Regions from separate parts of the Homo sapiens genome. Here region 1 is linked to region 2. Evidence: chromatin loops called from intact Hi-C (ENCODE). Cell type or tissue: Caco-2. All regions are shown on one strand. Links, peaks and the distances in the headings refer to the core of each region. The heading gives the core; the rest is flanking DNA.

What was found. Peaks named below come from ENCODE experiments on the same cell type or tissue, not always from the same donor. Only the 100,000 strongest peaks of a DNase experiment are listed, where the experiment ranks them.
Region 1: a loop joins it to region 2, with 4 times the contacts of the local background. A loop is called at or near these places in 3 of 110 quality-filtered maps.

What each region holds. Positions count from the first base shown.
Region 1 is chr12:18,318,718-18,321,642 of GRCh38, reverse strand. It overlaps PIK3C2G (phosphatidylinositol-4-phosphate 3-kinase catalytic subunit type 2 gamma), which reads right to left. Exons shown (of 33, transcript NM_001288772.2): 7 at 611-681. Among named protein-coding and RNA genes, the nearest start is that of PIK3C2G, 59 kb to the right of the region's middle. RefSeq lists a silencer at 1,314-1,608. In Caco-2, for the core only: a CTCF peak has its summit at 1,427; a DNase peak (open chromatin) is centred at 1,372.
Region 2 is chr12:18,381,585-18,384,509 of GRCh38, reverse strand. It overlaps PIK3C2G (phosphatidylinositol-4-phosphate 3-kinase catalytic subunit type 2 gamma), which reads right to left. Exons shown (of 33, transcript NM_001288772.2): 14 at 2,630-2,744. Among named protein-coding and RNA genes, the nearest start is that of PIK3C2G, 120 kb to the right of the region's middle. In Caco-2, for the core only: no CTCF peak of the experiment used is centred there; a DNase peak (open chromatin) is centred at 1,159.

The sequences.
Region 1 (2,925 bases), core at 250-2,749, 63 kb after region 2:
TAGAGATTTATGACCTGTACCTCCCACACTACATTTTCTACTGGTTCAGCTCACAACAACCTTAACTGCAGATACACCCAAACTCCCAGTTTAGCTACGCAATAAGTCTGTTCTTCCAAATAATACATGCATACATTTAGATATAAGAATGAAGTAGGATATGTTCATTTGTTGTCAATCAAGTTTTCCAATTTGAATTTACACTCCTGTATTTATGATATACCATTTATTTTCAGGGAGTTTCAGAAACAAGTAGGAGATGGTTACCTTCGAAGTATTAAAATTGTTTTACAAAGAGCTTAAGTGACATATGCAAACCCAAAATCACAAAATGAATCGGGAAAACAAGTCCTTGAAAATGTAATAACCAGCAGCAGAGATTTTTTTAAATGAATGTTAGAATGTTCTGGAAAGTGTTAGCAGCTCTTCAAATATGTCTGAATAACTTTGAAGAATGGATAATTATTAACAGAATTTGCCTGTTAAAAGTACAATAGCTTCCACAGTCCCAGTGAATGGACAGTTTTTACAATCAACTGAAAAATACTGAGATTTGACATTTGAGAACTCAATCAGAAAGTAGTCTTGGAACAAATATAAAATATCTTACCTGGATACTTTCCAAATATGCATAAATTCTAGAAGTTGATTCAGATAAAACTGACTGTGGTCCTCTTCATGCTGTAGACAGCAGAATATATTAATATTTATTGAGTGAATAGGAATGAGTACCAGATAAAAATAGGTCCGTAACTTCCTGCTGTCATTTTATTCACCTATTTTGATAAACCTCATTCATCGCTTTTATATTCTGTCTGAAAGACCTTAAAAGGCTCTCCTTAACTATATAAGCCTTTTCAAAAGTAAAACAGAAAGCTTGGCTTTTGTTGAGAATAAACCTGAAAGATAGTTGAAAAACATCGTGGCATCAGCAAGGTCAAACATTAAATTCTTCTACTAAGTATGAAGGCAGATTTTTTGCCACCAGTTCTCCCACATACATGCACATTTTGTTTTCACATTTAGGCCATGAGTGCCATGGCAGTGTAAAGCCTGACATTTTGCCAGATGGGCGGGCAGACACATAATCAACTCCTTCATTTTTCAGCTTCACCACATCTTGCCGCCAAAATGTCAGTGTAAGAGAGTTTTCCATTCCATGAGCACTAAATTATGCTAATTAATGACAATTACTGGTAGGTATAAATGTTAGGAGTTGGCATTTTGTTTTCTTCCTACATAAGCATGAACTACTTATCTTAAAATATCATGCCTATGGCCCATATGTGTGTGCTCACACACACACGCACACACACACGCATACCTTAACTTCTTGACCAGCTCTCCTGCAACAGGGCATTCATGAAAACCCTTTGCAAGTATGCAGAGAATGCAGTATGTCTCAACATAATTGCACTATTTCACCACACGGTGGCATTAAGGTTGAGATCTGAGTGGGTCCCTTAATGCCTAGGGTGTATGTAATCTTGTGTGTCAGTACACACACAATCTATTTTTAAAACTGACTATTAGAAATTCGGACAGAAAACATCAGAAGGAAAACCTTCATATGGCCCAATGTCAAAGGTAAATTAATTTTTATATTGGTTTGTTTTGTGAAGAGGAAGAAGGAAGCTAAGTTAGGTGGAAAGAATAAGGTCACTGTTATAAAACAATATTTTGACTACATGCTGTGAAAAAGAAACACTATGTAGAATGACTGAGAAACGAAGATGTGAGTCTTACTTTCTAGAAATTTACATATAGAGTCACTGGGACAGCTAAAATAAAAAGTGTGATGGTGACAAGACAATTTTTTTCTGCGACAGAGAAAGCTAAACTGTAGTCATGAAAAGTACAGTAAAAGAAGAGGGAAAATAGGAAAGTGAAAAACAGTAAAAATAAGTAAGATTTGAACTGTAATATTTGGCACTTGTCTTCTTTCAGAAGTTAAAACCAAAGCAAGAATATAAAGAATATACTTAGTTACATCTTTCTATGAAGCATAATCATATTCATTTAAAAACCAATTTATTTGGTTTCCAGAAATATTTTCGGTATTAGTCATAGTACCTTTTGCTAGAAAAATTTTTTAATTTAAATACCTTCATAGGCTGGAGGAAAAATAACTTTGTAAGATACATGTATTGGAAACTTTTTTTGTCACAATTATTAACAGATCTTGAAAAAAAACAAAAGCTGGAGGAAAATTCCTGTAATTGTCCATGAAAGATAGTGTGCACTTAACTTTTCCTTAAAGCTGAGGCCATACCTTGGCCTTAAGGAAAAAGGAAAAAGTTAAAATTTTTTTTTCTCATACAAAAATCTATTGCTGTAAATGTTCGTGAATGTTCCCCTGAGCTATAAGAAAATCTTGATTTTATGATTCTACAACGTTGGCATACTTTTGACCAAATTTGAGATAGACAAAAAGGGAAACCAATTTAAAAATATTAAGTTATTCATAGCTAATCAAGGTAGCAGCTTTAAAATTTTGAAACCTTGGATGATTTCTAAAGATCATCAACCTGCTTTTTATTATTTATTTATTTTTTTTTGAGACAGAGTCTTGCTCTGTCGCTCAGGCTGGAGTGCCATGGTGTGATCTCGGCTCACTACAACCTCCACCTCCCGGGTTCAAGCGATTCTTGTGCCTCAGCATCCTGAGTAGCTGGGATTATAGGTACACAACACCAGGTTTGGCTATTTTTGTATAGATGGGGTTTCACTATGTTGGCCAGGCTGGTCTCAAACTTCTGACCTCAGGTGATCTGCCCACCTCGGCCTCCCAAAGTGCTGGGATTAGAGGCCTAAGCCACTGCTCCTGGCCTGCTTTTTTTTTTTTTTAGAACAACTTTCTTGTTCTCTTGAAATGAGGATTAAATTATACTATTTCAGTATAATATTATCAAGTTTAAAATAAAA
Region 2 (2,925 bases), core at 193-2,692:
TTTTCATTAAGCTAAGGTGGTTTGGACCTGTCAAGAAATAGTTTGATAGAAAATACATTTGTCTTCTTAAAGAAAGATCACTTATATCTACACTTACACACCCCACAGGCCTATATAAAATGCAAGGTATCTCAAACTGAGTTCTTCATATTACTCTGTTGAAGACTGTCTATCTTTTCTCTGTGTTCATTCTTAAAACTGAAGATATTGCTATGAACTCAGGAACTCAAGTTTCTGTCTCTGTTTCCCTATATATTTCCTTCATATGGTTGCACCCCTTTCTGTTTAAAAAAAGTTTCTAAAATCTACCACTTAATTGTTTTTTCTTAGTTTTTGGCCCTATGATCCTTAACTTAGATCACTAAAATATTCTTCTAATAAATGTCCAGGCTGGGTGCAGTGGCTCACGCCTGTAATCCCAGCTCGTTGGGATGCTGGGGCAGGAGGATTGCTTGAGGTCAGGAGTTCAAGACCAGCATGAGCAACATAGTGAGACTCCCATCTCTACAAAAAAAAAAAAAATAATAATAATAATAAAAATAACAGGGCAAGGTGGCATGCACTTGTGGTTCCAGCTACTTGGGAGGCTAAGATGACAGGATCATTGGACCCCAGAAGGTGGAGGCTGCAGTGAGCTATGTTTATTCCATTACACTCCAGCCTCGGTGACAGAGTGAGCCTCTGTCTCAAAAAAAAAACACCCAAACCCAAACCAAAACAAGTGTTCACATATCCGATCTTCCTGTTTTTTTAAGGCATTTTCTACAACATTGCTGGAACTACTTTTTATGACTTACTGCCCAGATAATCATGTCCAAACCTGGTACACAATCTAGTGCCCTAAAGATTTTCCACTTTTTACCACTGTTCCTCACATAATTTATTCTTTAATCTTAACTAACTTGCCATATTTTGAAACTGCCAACTCTTTTCTGAATCTGTGTGTTTGCATTGTGCATTCCTTTATGACTGGATAATCCTTCCCACTTAAACTCGTTAGTGAGAATTTACTCATTCTAGAAAGGGCATTCAAATGTCATGTCCTCTGGGTGTCTGTCCCCAGACTTTTTACATTTCTTTACTTTCCCTCAGAAATATTCATTGCTATTCTCGCTGTGTTAGTGTCCCTACAATGGCTATAGTATCTGTCACATTACATCAGAGTGAGTTGCGAAAGTCTGTCTCTCCAGCTGGATTTTGCATTCCTTGAATTCCTGGCTTAGTATTACATATTCGCTCATTTTTGTAAGAGTGTTTACCATAATGTTTGGAGCATAGTAGTCATATGTAAAACATGAATCAAATGTGATTGAATTGAACCTCTGGCATTTTGCTATTTTTCTTCATTAGTAGAATATGTTTACCGGGTTTGTGATGAGTCTCTCCTCTTTATTCATGGATATATTTATCTTTTTGTTCTTTTAAAACAGAACAAGTGCTAATTGATAAGATATCGTGTGTGGAGTGTCTATGATATTGTGCCAAGATCTAATCTGAATAAGCATTCTTTTTTAACATGTCCACAGATTAGAAGTGGACCTTTAGGTGTCACGTGGTCGAATCTTCCTCTGCAAGAGTGTGATGCCATATTTTAGTAGCATTAATTTTTCCTTTCCATGTTAAATATTTTTCTGCGCATCTTTCTCAACTCTATGTCCCAAACCCCTCACCACAAGCCTGGAAACTTAAGAGCCTGGAGACTCTACTGACTTCTTCTAGAGCAGTGATGTCAGCTGAGGAAATCCTTTTCTCAAATCACATTTGACAATATCTGGAGACATTCTTTGATTTTCAGAATGAGAAAGTGCCTCAGGCATCTAGTGGAAAGAAGCCGGGGATGTTGCTAAACATCCTGAAATACACAGAGCAGCCCCCACCACAAAGCATTCTCTTGTCCAGAATGTCAACACTGGTAAAGCTGAAAAACTCTGTTCTAGAGGGTGCTGCCCAGAGAGCATTTTCTAATTTTTCCTATAGAGATGAAAAGTTCATATTCCATGAATTTCCGTGTATGAGACTGTGCATGCCTCACGTTTCCAACCAACCTGACAAACTACAATCAGGAACCCATAAGGAGCTGTCAGCAGTAAGGACCAAAGGCTGAAGTCATTTACCACCTTTCTTTTATGATCACTAATCACACAGAGTAGAGAGACTTTAAGAAAAAAAGAAGGATAATTACTTTGCAGTTTTTTTTCTACTACTCAGTTAATTGCTAGTCATTTTAAGAAACATATAACAGAAGAGATTTTAAAGAAATATGACACAAAGCAGAGGCAGGTGTGAGTAGGATACCAAGTTAATAATACATACCAATGACTGTTTTTAGACAATAGAAAGAAAATGAATGCCCATAATGAGTATACTAATGGCAACACTCCATAGTTCTCCAACATGACCTTGTAGGATGGAGAATGGTTTGAAATTGCCATTATATAAGCTGGGAGAAAAGTGCTTTGAGAGTACTGTACATAAAAGCAGTAGAGGTTTCACAAATCCCAGAAGGCTGGAGGCAGAGAAGGCTATTAAAATGTGTGATCCTGGAAGAAATTGTTTCTATAATTGACAACAAACTACGTATCAACCAATACTTGCCATGTGTACTTTAATCTTTTAGCCTGGCACTTACCTGCAGGGTCACCGGGGATGGCTGACTTACATCCCACACTCCTGGAGTTATCATTTCTACGGGAGGCTCACTCTGTAATGTCATGCTGAACAGCATAGACCCGAGAATGGATTTTCTGCAAAAGACAACACACACACACACAGACAGGAGTCACTTCATGAGGGAAGTTATAATTATCTGTAAATGTTTTCTTTTGGAATATAAACATAATCCGCTCTTACAGGGGCTTTATTCAGTTGCTAGAAAAGAAATGAGATAGTCCACCAGCCTAGACACTGATTAACAGTTCGTTTCTA